Regions from separate parts of the Homo sapiens genome. Here region 2 is linked to region 1. Evidence: chromatin loops called from intact Hi-C (ENCODE). Cell type or tissue: Panc1. All regions are shown on one strand. Links, peaks and the distances in the headings refer to the core of each region. The heading gives the core; the rest is flanking DNA. Region 1 holds the start of LOC124904791 (translation initiation factor IF-2-like). Region 2 overlaps ARHGAP35 (Rho GTPase activating protein 35).

Region 1 (6,778 bases), core at 802-5,801:
CATCCAACTGTGAAGGAGCATTTACTGGAAGGACTTTCTTAACTGTGCTATGATCAAACTTTGTTTATTTTAGTACTTATTTAGAAATAATTCTGTGTGGACACATTTGAAATAAAAACATTCACTGTCATCTACAGAGTTGGACCATTCACTCATCAAATATTAGGGCATTTGTATATGAGACAGTGAAGAGGGCTGATAGTAGATTTGTATGGTCCCTTGAACTTTTTAAAATTTTCTGACAGAATCTGGTAATTTTAATAATCTATGTATGGCATGGGTTTTCACCATTATTGACTTAAAGATTTTTGGTTCATTTCCGTTGGTAAATTTTTAGCCTTGTGTGTCATGATTAATTTTCTGAATTTATCTTAGAGTTTGTGTTACCCATGTTGGTGTCAATAGTTGTTTTGTTTTTTATTAATATGGAAGTGACAGATAATTAAGAATAAAAACAACTGTGTATGCAGTACTGCTTAAATGTGTGTCCCAGAGTTTTAATATCATTGGCAGCATGAAAAGTTCCTGCATGCCAAAAGCCTAAGTTTACATAATAGGGAGAGAGGACACACAGAATAGAGAGCTGATTTTTCCACCTTAACTGGTAACCGATGTTCTTAAAGACTGTCAGATTTCTCTGAGGCTAGCAGAGGCCCTAACTCCAGCATTGCCATTTGCTTTCATGATGGGATTGGGTGCTACAGAAATGTGAGGTGGTAGCCTTGGCCTTCTGGCACAGTTAATATGCCATTTGGAGTGGGGGGACTGGAGCAGGAGATGGCGGTAGACAACTGCTTTCAAGGTAGTAACATGTTTTCAAGGGCTCTTGCCCTGCCTAGAAAATCTTTGTAAAGACTTAAAAACTAATCTGATCAAAGTTCCTCATTTAAGTTATCATCTTGTTTTCAACTAACCTCTTTTTGGCCATGCTCCCCACCCGCCCTTTTACCTGCCCGCCATTTTCCTTGGCATGATGAAGGTCGATGCATTTAGAACAGTGACAAATCAGAAAATACTCATTCTTATTGATCCAGAAGAGAAGAAGTTGAAAGAAGTTGTCGGTGTGCAGATTCATGGGCAGATCCATGGACCTGATGGTGACTTTTGGCAAAGGACACAGCCTGGGAAGGGTGGGGGTTGCACAGGTGACAGTAAACCATAGCCTAATAGATGTTTGGTGAGTCTGCATGTGAGGAGGTGAGGCGTCAGGTCAATATAGTTGGAGATTGAAAAGGTCGGAGTGGTTGTTCGTCTCCATCTAGTCTGGTCTGCTTCCCAACTTTGGTCCACTGTGGTCTCCTGAGAGGTGTTAGGCCGCTTGCAGCGTCTTCCTGTGATCTGCTGTGACTTTTGTCGGTCACCACCTGGCAGTCTAAACAATGTCTTGATTTACACAGTAATCGTGACTTTTTTTGAGATGGAGTTTCCCTCCTGTTGCCCAGGCTGGAGTGCAATGGCGCAATCTCAGCTCACCACAACCTCTGCCTCCTGGGTTCAAGCGATTCTTCTGTGTCAGCCTCCCGAGTAGCTGGGATTACAGGCATGCACCACCACGCCAGGTTAATTTTTGTATTTTTAGTAGAGATGGGGTTTCACCATGTTGGCCAGGCTGGTCTTGAACTCCTGACCTCAAGTGATCCACCTGCCTCGGCCTCCCAAAATGCAGAGATTACAGGCACGAGCTACTGCGCCTGGCCTGTTTTTCCCTTTTTTAAAAAATCTTTTGTTATTCATCACAGCACTATCCATGATGTCCAGTTGGTAAGATTTCTTTTTCACGATCTGTAAAATAGGTAAAATTGAGATTCTTTGCATGAAGAGAGAAGGTGACTAGCACAAATACCTCCTTTGACGCCTTGCGTTCATTGGAACTCAGTGGGAAAATCAGCGCGTAGTCTAGCCTCCTCATTTACAGATGGAGGAATGGAAGGCTGGCATAGGGCATTGTGACAGGCTTCCTGCCACAGCAGAAAAGTACTGGATTTATATAAGGGCAGTGACCTGGCTTCTGATCTAGGCCTTGTCCTAATTAGCTGGGACCTTGAACAAATTGCTTGACCTCTCTGGGCTTCACCTTCCTAGTCTGAAGCCTGGAGTGCTGTCCAGGTCTGATTGTAGATTCTTGTTGTCCTGGGTCACTTACCAAGTTAGAGTTGGAGCTTAGGACTAAGCTCCTGTTGCTACTCTTTGATTCCTCTCTCACCTGCCAATCCCCAACTGCCTGTCATCAAGTCCCGTAACCCAGAGTCTGTGTAGGGGGCTCTTTCCCTGGGAGATGCAGTAAAATGAACTGGATTACCTTTGTTGTATACTTTTTCAGATATAAAATAAACACTGCCTGTTTTTCAACCATTCACATGGAGATTACTTTATAATTTAGGGGGATGGGGTTATCCAGATTATATTAGCTACATAACTAAAACCATATACCTCTTTTAAAAACGATATGGAATTTTTCAAGCTGAGTCATTGTTGACCTAGGCTCTCAAACAGCAATGGTCTGAACAGCACTTGTATTGCTGGCATTAAGAAATGCAAACAAATAATTCGTGTTCATCTTCCCAAAACTTTTGATCCAGTGCTTTATCAGGCTTCATCTATAAAGAATTCTTGAAGATAACTTTTGGCATCTGTCAATCTAATTTTCATTTATTTGCTTCTCTGATACTGAGAAATGCCATTAAGTTGATATATTAGCAGAGAACCAGATACTTTCAGCCATGAAGTATCATTACAGGAAAGTAATATTTATTTTAGTTGAAAATAGCCAGACTTGCCTATCTCTCTCATCTTCCTTTATTGAAACGAACATTTTCTTTTTATGTACTTTGCAGCAGTTGTGACTGTTGTATTATAGATCTGCAGGTATTTCCTGCCTCTTTTGCTCTCCTGATATCTCTGCATTCTTACTTGGATGATGCCCTCGTCCTGGCCACTGTAGTAAACTGGTAATTGCATTTGGACAATTGAGAGGCGGCTTCCTATGATGTAAAGAACATTGAAGAAACCTGGGTCCTAGCCCTAGCCCTGTCATTTACTAGCTTTGTGACTAGCCAAATCATTTTCATTTCTCTGGACTACAGTTCCTTCATTTGAAAAATGAAGGGATTATACTAGTTGGTTCCCATTCTGCCTTATTTTGTGGCTAATAATACTTGATTGTCATCTCTCTCTCTAGATAGACAGTAAACTCCTGAGGATGAGGAGCCTCTTATATTATCTTTGATTTCCTATCACACCTAGCAAAAATACCTTGTACTTGGTAGGCCCCCATTGTGTCCATGTTGACAGAAGATAAACAGGTGCTAAAGTTTTTTGTTGTTGTTGTTGTTGTTTTTTTTTTGGAGATGTTTGTACCAACTGTAATGGCCATTTGCAGGCTTTAAATGCTTAGAGGGCATGCTCTCCTGGTCAGCCTTTTTTTAAATTTTTTCTTTTTTTGAGACAGAGTCTCGCTCTATCGCCCAGGCTGGAGTGCAGTGGCGAGATCTCAGCTCACTACAAAGTCCGCCTCCTGGATTCCAGCGATTCTTGTGCCTCAGCCTCCCAAGTAGCTGGGATTACAGGCGCACGCCCACCATGCCCATCTAGTTTTTATATTTTTAGTAGAGACGGGGTTTTGCCATGTTGGCCAGCCTGGTCTCGAACTCCTGACCTCAGGTGATCCACCTGCCTCAGCCTCCCAAAGTGCTGGGATTACAGGTGTGAGCTACCGCGCCTGGCTCTGGCCCAGTATACTTTAATCTGCATACTTGCTGCATTGTAAATTTCTTGATCATGATGACACAGTTAATAAGTAGTAAGTCAGTGTGAAGAATCCAGATCTGTCTGATTTCAAAATTTGTTTATTTTATTAGGCTACACTGCCTCTCTGGGTATAAGAATAAGCATAGTTCATCACCTTAAGGAATTTATGGTCAATTGTAAACAATTAACTATATAGGGTGAAGGGAAGTAAATGTTGAATAGACTATTCTGATTAATGTCTGGCTCCTTGGGATGTGATCCTGTATTAATAGTCTTGAAGACTTTCATATTCAGAGATTTGAGCACACAGTAGGTTCCATATCACAGTATTTTGAAAAGAATGTACACCACAAGTACCAGCTTGCCTTTTTAGCCAGCATATTTGGAAAAGTTGAGCATTTTATGTCTGACCTGAATTCAAACACAGGTGTAACAAAACTGTGTAAGTAAACTAGTCTAACAGGAAGAAGGTAGAGATGTTTGGTCATGTAATGACTCCTTAAATCTACATTTTTTTCAGCAAGTAGAAAAGTATTTGGGTAGCTACAAATGGAGAGATTTTTCTTTAGGCAACTAAAAATATATACATAGAATATATACAACTACAATTTGCCAATTTACAATTAAAAAATAAAAATTAAAAGAAACATACAGATAGAAATACATCTTTCCTCTTGAGTTATTTAGGTGGAGCTCACCGTGATTTTTTTTTTTTTTTTTTTTTTTTTTTTTGGTGACGTAGTCTTGCTCTGTCACTCAGGCTGGAGCACAGTGGTACCATCTCAGCTCACTACAACCTTCACCTTCCAGGTTCAAGCGATTCTCCTGCTTCAGCCTCCGAAGTAGCTGGGATTACAGGCACTTGCCACCACGCCTGGCTAGTTTTTTTGTATTTTTAGCAGAGTCGGGTTTCACCATGTTGGCCAGGCTGGTCTTGAACTCCTGACCTCATGTGATCCACCTGCCTTGGCCTCCCAGAGTGCTGGGATTACAGGCCTGAGACTCCACATCTGGACATGATACTTTATTTAGTAACTTTTTGCATTTTAAAAAAATGTTAGTCTAAAAGTATGCTGGTTAGTTACAGCTAATAGCCTCCTGAGGTGTATATATATAGTTGGCCAGGCGTGGTGGCTCACGCCTGTAATCCCAGCACTTTGGAAGGCCAAGGTGGGCAGATCACCTAAACGCCTAACCCCCAGAGGTAAAGGCTGCAGTGAGCCATGATCGCATCACTGCAGTCCTGCCTGGGTGATGGAGTGAGACCTTGTCTCAAGAAAAAAAATTGTGTGTGTGTGTGTGTGTGTGTGTGTGTGTGTATTTGCATTGTGTGTGTGTATGTATATAGTTGCATTGTGCTTTTCCCCCATTTTCATTTAAAAGAAAGGTCAAAACTGTGGCTTTATCTCTTGCAGCCTGCACTACTTAGGAATGAGACAAAGGAAAATGATTACCATTAATTGCCATGGGCAATTAAAAAGAGTTCTTTGTTCAGTAACAAATTGATTGTGTACAAATGAAAGTCAGCACTGCATTAATACAAGATTATTAGATTCTTGAAATCAGCATCTTCTGCTAGAGTAGCTTTCACTTCAAGGGAATTATTTCACTGGGAATAGCGTACCTAAATGATTGGTGATAAAATGTATCACTAGGTCTTTATTTTTCAGAAATGCCTGTTAACGTTGTAGGTAGAGGCTGGTGGATGCTGCTTTTATGGTAACCTTTTTAATGTCCTGAAATCACTGTGTACTTTTTTTTTTTTTTTTTTTTTGAAACAGAGTCTTGCTTTGTCGCCCAGGCTGGAGTGCAGTGGCGCCATCTCGACTCACTGCAAGCTCCGCCTTCTGGGTTCACGCCATTCTCCTGCCTCAGCCACCCAAGTAGCTGGGACTACAGGCGCCCGCCACCATGCCTGGCTAATATTTTGTATTTTATTTAGTAGAGACGGGGTTTCACTGTGTTAGCCAGGCTGGTCTCGAACTCCTGACTTTGTGATCCGCCCACCTCTGCCTCCCAAAGTGCTGGGATTACAGGCGTGAGCTACCACGCCCGGCTTGTATACTTTTTTTAATGCTGTCAATGTATAAGAAATTTCTTCTTCTGGGCTGGGCACGGTGGCTCATGCCTGTAATCCCCAGCACTTTGGGAGGCCGAGGCGGGTGGATCACGAGGTCAGGAGATCGAGACCACCGTGGCTAATACGGTGAAATCCCATCTCTACTAAAAATACAAAAAATTAGCCGGGTGTGGTGGCGGGCGCCTGTAGTCCCAGCTACTCAGGAGGCTGAGGTAGGAGAATGGCGTGAACCCAGGAGGCGGAGCTTGCAGTGAGCCGAGGTCGTGCCACTGCACTCCAGCCTGGGTGACAGAGCAAGACTCAGTCTCAAAGAAAAAAAAAAAATTTCTTCCTCTGATTGGTCAGTCAACTGAGGAACGTAGATAAAACCTTTGATAAATGAGGAAGAAGAGAAAAAGACTCCTGACTGCTGTGGAGTAGGTCTTGGCTGTTGGCATGTACCTAGTAGTAGCCACGCAACAACCATAAAGGCTTAAAAAATGGCAGCCTTAGCTAAAGTAGTTGTGATTTGATGTTATGTATATACAAGGTGTATATATTTTCTTGTGTGCAAATCCCCTTTTAAGTTTTTTCTTAAAAAAAAATAAGGTATAATCTACATGTAGAAAAGTACGTAAATCTTAAGTGTCCATTTCTGAATTTTTTGCATGTTGTACAAGCCCCTTTTTCATATGATGGGGCATAATTCCCTTTTCTACATAGTTCTTACTGAGCCGGAAATTATTTGAGAGTCTCTATATAAGGCACTTCAATTATTACTTTATATTTAATATACAAATGTGAACATGTAGGATGTTTCTAACTTTACCCATCTGGGCAGGGTCAAATACCTGATAAAGAATGGGATAACGGTGATTTCATTGTATAAACTGTCACAAGTGTGAAAGCATTCTTTTAACAACATCTTTTCTACTCGTGTTGTTAATTCCAGATTATTTTGATCTTTGTTTG
Region 2 (6,778 bases), core at 797-5,796, 120 kb after region 1:
CCCTGGCTTTCTCCTTGTCTTCGAGCCCAGCCCTCCTCATTCTCTGCTCTCCAGTTCCTGCTCCTAAGACCCTGCCTGTTTCTCCTCAGGACTGAGCACGGAAGGCATCTACCGGGTCAGCGGGAACAAGTCTGAGATGGAGAGTCTGCAGAGACAGTTTGATCAAGGTAAAGTGCAGCCTGGCCAGGCATCCGAGGCCAGAGCTGGTCAAGGCAGACACAGCTGCCTCGGTGAACTGTCTGTGGGGCTTCGGAGCACTCCTGCCAGCACAGACCCAAAGCCACGAGGTGCTGAGACTGAGAAAGAGACCATGTGTGGCTGCAGCGGGGAGGAGGGGACCGGGTCCTGTCAGTGAACCGAAGCACCATCCCTGCCCAAGCTGGGTCATGTAGGCCACTCCCCACACTGCCACTCACAGATGCTCTTCCAGGTTGCCCGGGCACATGCCTCCCTCACCACACTGAAGAGCTTTGCCTGTTTTCCCATGCAGAGCTAGTTGCAGGCACATGATATACAAGTCGGGTTGAGATGTGATCCTGTTTTGCCAGGGCCTCAGATCTACCCTCCTCACAAAGTCCCAGCACCAGAGAAAGTGAGGGACCATCGTGTGAGGAGCTGAGCCCTTGGGACAGAGACCCAAGTTACATAGCTCTTGGCAGGGACTCCCTTCTCCTAAGCTGAGCCAGCTTCAAGAGGCCTAAAGTCAGGCAGCCAAACTACCTCTTGGAATTGCCCACACTGTGGGATGAGAAGCCACGTCCCCCAGTGCCAGAAGCAAAAGCACCAGAGCAGGGCACATTCCCATCTATCAGCAGCCAGGGCAGGAGGCACCACCCAGAGTGGACACCACACCCACTTCCCAGGTGGGCGGCCCTTGCGCCTTGCAGCACCGCAGTCGGGCTCAGCTGGCCGGCAGCAGGCAGAGGGGACCGCAGGACAGGGAAACGCCTGCTAATCTGTGGGAGACACGAGGCCAAAGTGAGGGTAGAGCCCCCAGTGTGGGATGCATTTGTATATATGGGAGATCCTGTACCAGCTTACCTCCCCCATAGTGGAACCTGGTACTGTCCATCTGTAGAGATTTCTTCGTCATCAGGAACGCACTGAAGTATGTATGCAATGAGAAGGAAAGCATGACATGGGTCAGCGGTGCCTGTGGCTGGGAAGGGCCAGAGAGAGAAAAAATGAGCCTATTTGCCCTCCCACCATAGGGGACAAGGATGGAGGCAGCAGTCACAGTGGTTGCTAACATCTTTGTGACCTACCTGGAAAGCGAGCCACCCTTTAGGAAAGCCGCCTCCTTCTTCTGTGATGGGAAGGGAGTAAGGAAGAGGCAACAGCATATCAAAGCCAGATGAAGGCAAGCTCCTGGCACCAAAAACCAGCATGTGGGGGTAGCACCCCTGCCCCGAGAGTGGTAGAAGGGGCAGTTCAGCAGTCTCGGAAAGAGGTGCTGGGGCCAGCCCATGCCTGAACCTCAGAACTCGCGTTAGCGCTCACAAGTCCCACCCCTCCAATCCTTGCCAGTCCTGAGGCCGTCTCTGGCTCCTTGAGGTTTCTCTAGCCTCTCCTGAGCCCCGAGTTGTCCTGATGCTTCTGCCTGGCTTAGAATGGTTTGGCCTCACTCTCCTGACTTCCTTTCAGACCACAACCTGGACCTGGCAGAGAAAGACTTTACGGTGAATACCGTGGCTGGTGCCATGAAGAGCTTTTTCTCAGAACTGCCTGACCCCCTGGTCCCGTATAACATGCAGATCGACTTGGTGGAAGCACACAGTGAGTACCGGCAGCCCAGTGTTGGGCGGATTGAGGGAGAAAGGGCTTGGCACTGGAAGAATAGGTCCTGCCCTCAGAATGGATGCTGGCTGTTAGAGCTGAGGTTTGAAGGACAGAGGGCAAGGGAATTAACCAGATGACAGCAATGGGACTTGCAAATCGGGCTCCTGCCCTTGTAGACCTTAGGTGCTTATCTGAGGGTTACACCAAGAGAGTTGCAGGTTTCCCCCAAACTCTCATTAGTTAAGAGCATGGTTTCGGTGTCAGACTTGGCTCCTTCGCTTGTGGCCGACTTAACCTTCCCTGCCCCTTGTGTCCTGCCGTTGTTACCATCCCTACTCCTGCGGATGAAATTCTATTCGGAAAGGCCTAGAAGTGAGGCTGTGAATAGCCTATTTAATAGTAGGTCTTATTTTTCTTTCCCCTCTTCTTACCTGTCTTCTCCTACCTCTCATGTAATGAAGTTAACATGGGTCTAGGGTCCTACAGCCTCTTAGGAAGCCGGCCTCTGGAGGGAAAGAGATGACTCCAGTGGCCCTGGCCAAGTAATCATTTGATGCTGTAGCAAATTAGCACCTCTGGTTTTAATGGTATCCTGTGTGCCATGCCACCTTGCCTCATCAGTTGTTCCTGCCCCAGCCTGCCTCTCTGTAGAGGTGTTTGTCCAGATGGGCGAGCCTTCTCACTGGCCAGCCTTTCCCTGGACTTTGTGTAGTACCACAGAGGATGCCTGACCTCTCAGAGCGTCCCACCATGTGGCCCTCACTACCTTTTAAGTCATCAGCAGCCTTCCTGCTTTGTGCCTCTGGCAGGCCAAGACCCAGCAGCAGCCCTTGCTGTGCAGCTGCAGAAGGGAGTGTCTCTGCTAGCTGCCCAGAGATCACAGCCACCTGTGATCCAGCAACCAGAGGGTGGGGAAGAGGAAAGGAGACGTGTTCCTCAGGGGCAAGACATTAGTCTCATCTTGTCACTGCCCACCTCTAAAGAGGGAGCTTTAAACAAGCACAATTTATTCACAAGCCTGATGGTGTAGGCAGAAATTTGAGGGAGGTGATGGATCAGCATGGCCCCGAGTCCTGGGTCACTGACTCTTAGTAGCATCTGAAGGAGACAGGTGTGCAAGAAGCCCACCCCTGAACTGTCAGAGCCTCAATAGTGACAGGGCTGCGGGGCCTCCAAGCTCATCCTTCCAGGGTCTGCACTTCCTATGGTGTCTGTTTTCACAATCTGGATGCCACCTTCACCTTATTCTGTCCACACTCTCTTAGCTGACTGGAATTGTTCACAGCTCCTGACCCTATCTAAGCCCACAGGGATGGGGCAGGAGAGCGTGGTACTCCTGGGAGGGTCATAGAGTAGCCTGCTTTCTGAAGACGGGAGTCAGGGTTTCTCCAGGGGAGTTAGTGGGTGGGGACAGTTGCAGGCTTCTCCCCTGATCCTGCTGTCTGAAGATAGAGGCTTTCCCAGCAGTCACTTCTCCAGCAGGCTCCAGGCAGGCACAGATGTGAAGTCGCATGGGAAATCTCTATTCTGGAGCCAGCTTTCTTTCCACGGAAGCTTGTCTCACAGTGGAAGTTAGGAAAAGAGGAAGGCGTAGACTGATACCCAGTTTGCTGGAAGCCGGGAATTCCTGTCTGCATTTGTCTTGACTTGGCGCCATCTAGAGGTGCGTGAAATCCTGCCACCCGGCAGAACCCCATTGTTTCTGCGGGAACTGCTGACACAGCACCTTTTTGTGTAGGGTTGTGGGGCCGGCAGGAACGGGAGGTGCTATTGATAGGGAATCAGCCACCCTTCCCACAGCAGCTCTCACCCAGCTTCCACTGCTCAGGAGGTGGCTTCTGGCCGCTGCTACTGCAGCAGCCTGGGAAAGGGTGGAGGTTTCCCACTTCCTCTTCCCATTGTGTGTTTCCTGTCCCCGACGGTACTCAGCGGGGGCTCCGTTGTCTTGAACCTGACCGAAGCGGGTGGGAGAGGAGAAGATCTTGCTGACATGGCACCTCTCCCGGCCATAGCAGTTGACTGAAAAGCTGGGCTGTGGATGTTGCAGGGCCAGGTTCAACTGAGCCGCAGATACCAGGCAGTGCAAAAGTTAGTAGTGTTAAGGGATATTATGGAAAAAAGATGATTGTGCCCCAAAGTAGCTCTTCCCAGACTGGCTGGGGTTTCCATGGCTACATCAACTTGACCAGTTCTTTCTACTTAATCCCTGAGAGCAATTGTGTCTCTATATGTTCAGGCCTTGGAACCAGTTTCAAATCCCATCACAACAAATATCAAGGTCACTAGCAAATGGTTTTGTTAGCTCCAGAATTTCACAATATTGAACACTGCTGAAAATGTACTCGCAAAATAGAGACGTTTGTGATTATTTGCCAGTTATTTTCCTCCCACACTCAAGGTGACACGTGGGAGATTCAGAAATGAACAGCAGCAGCAACCGCACCGCCCATGGCCTGTGTGCCTGCCTAGGCTGGGCCCGGCTCTCCACGAGGCACTTGATTCCCACCACTGATCTTCCTTTGAGGAAGATGGTATTATAATACATCTCCATTTTACAGAGAAGGAAACAGCTTCTCAGAGGTGATACAGCCTGCCCAGGGTCACACCGCTAGGGAGTGGCAAGCCGGGGCTTGAGTCCCTGCGTACGTGGGTGCAAATGAAGTTCTCTGAAGACAGAGCAAAGCTGAGCTTGAAGTGCACAAACCCCAGCAAGGAAGGCGCGAGGAAGAGGGCTTCACAGGGGAGATGGGCCAGGGTTTCAGGAGGCAGAAGAAAAGGCTTGCGCTGCCTGTTCTGTCTCCTACCTGTAGCCCACCCCCACCTTCAAGAGTCGCTCTTGCCTGGTTTCTCCCCGTCTCTGTGACTCCCTCCTCCCTGCCTATCTGGAGTCGACCCCGTCCAGCTGGTGTCCACAGGCCCTGTCCTATGGCTTTTGTGCTGGAAGGGGTGCTAGAGCTGGCTCCGTCTCAAGCCAGAGGGTCAGGACCAAAGGACCTGTGGCTCCAGGGTCCGCATTAACTCCCTGTAATAGCTCACAAAATTCAGTCTTTTTAATTTAAGGAGAGACCAGTCATTTTCATCACATTGTTGAAGGGGATGTGTGACCCGAACATGGTTCAGGATGCCAGCTCATTGTCTCGGCCTTTCCATTTGACAGATGAGACTGTTGGGGCTAGAGATAACAGTGCAGCCTAGGTTACCAGGGGACGGCCCTGCTGCTCTCTGGGCTCTTGTTCACCAGCTGCCTTGGGACGTTACTGGTTCTGGGATCCTGCCTTCCTTTGATCTGTCCACATAGCTGCCCGAGGGCACGGGGGTGCTTCTCACACCCACGTACGGGGTCATTAATTTCACAGCTAGCCAGGCCCCGTGTGGACAGGGACAGATGGCAGTGGGCACACACATATGTGGTCCCAGGCTCAGTCTGGTGGGACAGGACATTCAACAGGTGATTGCAAAGCCGTGTCTCCAGGGGAAGGACAGCTTGGATTCTCCATCCTGAGCCCTGCAGAGTGAGGTCTTGGCCTTGGAGTTGTTTACCACCTGGGGCGGGGAGAGCCGACGCCGGACGAGCCTGCGTGATCACTGAAGGGCTGTGACCTTGAGCCGGGCTTTCCCTTTCCTGGCGATGCAGGCGTGCAGATGGTCAGCGGCGGCCAGCAGGGACTTTCCTCCAGGCACCGAGCTGGCAGCAGCAGACCCAGGCCTAGAGCTTGGTTGGCAGCCTGGCTGCCAGTGATGGCAAGTGGCGCAGCACAGCCAGGGCAGGAGTGTTCTTTGGGAACAGGGTCTCTGCCGCCACTTTGTTTGACCTTGGACCGGTATTCTGGCTTTGTGAGGCCTGGTGTGTCTGTTTTGTAAGAGGTATGGGAAGCTAATCGGTAAGGTCCCTGTGCCCTCTGTCTGTCCCCTCCCCTCCCTCCTGAGTTCTTGGGGTCTCTATTGTACTAAATTGCTGGATCTGTGTCCAGGCTGTCTTGGTTCAACTGGCCCAAAAATGCCTCCCTTGGACGTTTCTTGTTGTCTCAGTCGATGGCCCCTAAGTTCAAAAGTATGATGTCCCAGGAAGAGGTGCAGCTCCCAGCCCACGCCCCCTGAGCAAGAGCAGAGCCACCTGGAGCCAAGCCAAGCAAAGGGGTGAGCGCAGTGTGGAGGCTGGGGTCTCCTCCATAGGCCACCTTCTCTCCCGGCCCACGCCCCTGGACTCCTGTCTACCCCTGACCACACACTGGAGCAGGATGGGTTGTTTGTTGTTGTTGTTGTTGTTAGAAAAAACTAAGTGTCTTGACTCCCAAAGGGCAGGCTGAGGGAGCAGAGGATGTGAGGATCGGGCCCTCCACAGTCTGGGTCCTGAGGGGACTCTGAAGGGGGTGGAGGTTACACCAAAAGTCTGGACGAGCGGACCTGGGAATCCACAAACCAGCACACGCCAGGTGTGGGGAGAAGCCACCCTGGGCACCTGTACCATGGCGGGTCCGGGTTGCAGCAGCTCACCCAGGGCTGGGTGCCCTGACGGCCCTGTCCCAGTAGGGACACCAGGGAGCCCATTGCCCCTGCTGTTTCTTTGGCCAGTGTAGACACCTGGCCGGGCGGGCTACCTATTGAAGCTGGGGGTCCCTGTACAGCAGGGCTCCACTGAAGATGGTGAGTGGCTGCCCTGAGTGTGCCGCTGCCCTGTGACCAGGTCCACACAGACTGTGGCCCCAGCCTTCGGCAGCACCATAGGGTAGAAGGTGTCCAGGGTGCACGGGCTGGGCTGGCTCTTGGCCACCAGCTTGTTCCCCAGGCCTCTGGCTTGGAGCCTCGGGAGTCTGTGCTTGACCACACCCAGGCCCAGGTTGGAGCGGGATAGCCCAGTCAGCACCGTGCTCAGCAAGTAGCAGCCAGCCAGAGGCGCCGTGAACTCGCCGGGGATGAGGATGGTGGTCAGGAGGGGAAACAGAGGCAGGGCCAGGAAGGCCTCGAGGAGCCGGCCCAGAGCTCCTAGACTAGAGAGGCA

Evidence for each region. Hi-C counts contacts between places; a loop is a spot of excess contacts. Peaks named below come from ENCODE experiments on the same cell type or tissue, not always from the same donor. Only the 100,000 strongest peaks of a DNase experiment are listed, where the experiment ranks them.
Region 2: a loop joins it to region 1, with 6 times the contacts of the local background. A loop is called at or near these places in 104 of 110 quality-filtered maps.

Annotation. Positions count from the first base shown.
Region 1 is chr19:46,864,444-46,871,221 of GRCh38, forward strand. All of the region lies in intron 1 of ARHGAP35 (Rho GTPase activating protein 35), which reads left to right. LOC124904791 (translation initiation factor IF-2-like) reads right to left here and starts at 1,087. Exons shown (of 4, transcript XM_047439803.1): 1 at 950-1,087. The coding sequence starts at 1,087. In Panc1, for the core only: no CTCF peak of the experiment used is centred there; no DNase peak of the experiment used is centred there; H3K4me3 peaks cover 35 bases; H3K27ac peaks cover 4,544 bases.
Region 2 is chr19:46,987,900-46,994,677 of GRCh38, forward strand. It overlaps ARHGAP35 (Rho GTPase activating protein 35), which reads left to right. Exons shown (of 7, transcript NM_004491.5): 4 at 90-167; 5 at 1,645-1,776. Among named protein-coding and RNA genes, the nearest start is that of NPAS1, 29 kb to the right of the region's middle. In Panc1, for the core only: a CTCF peak has its summit at 3,448 (motif pointing left); a DNase peak (open chromatin) is centred at 3,472.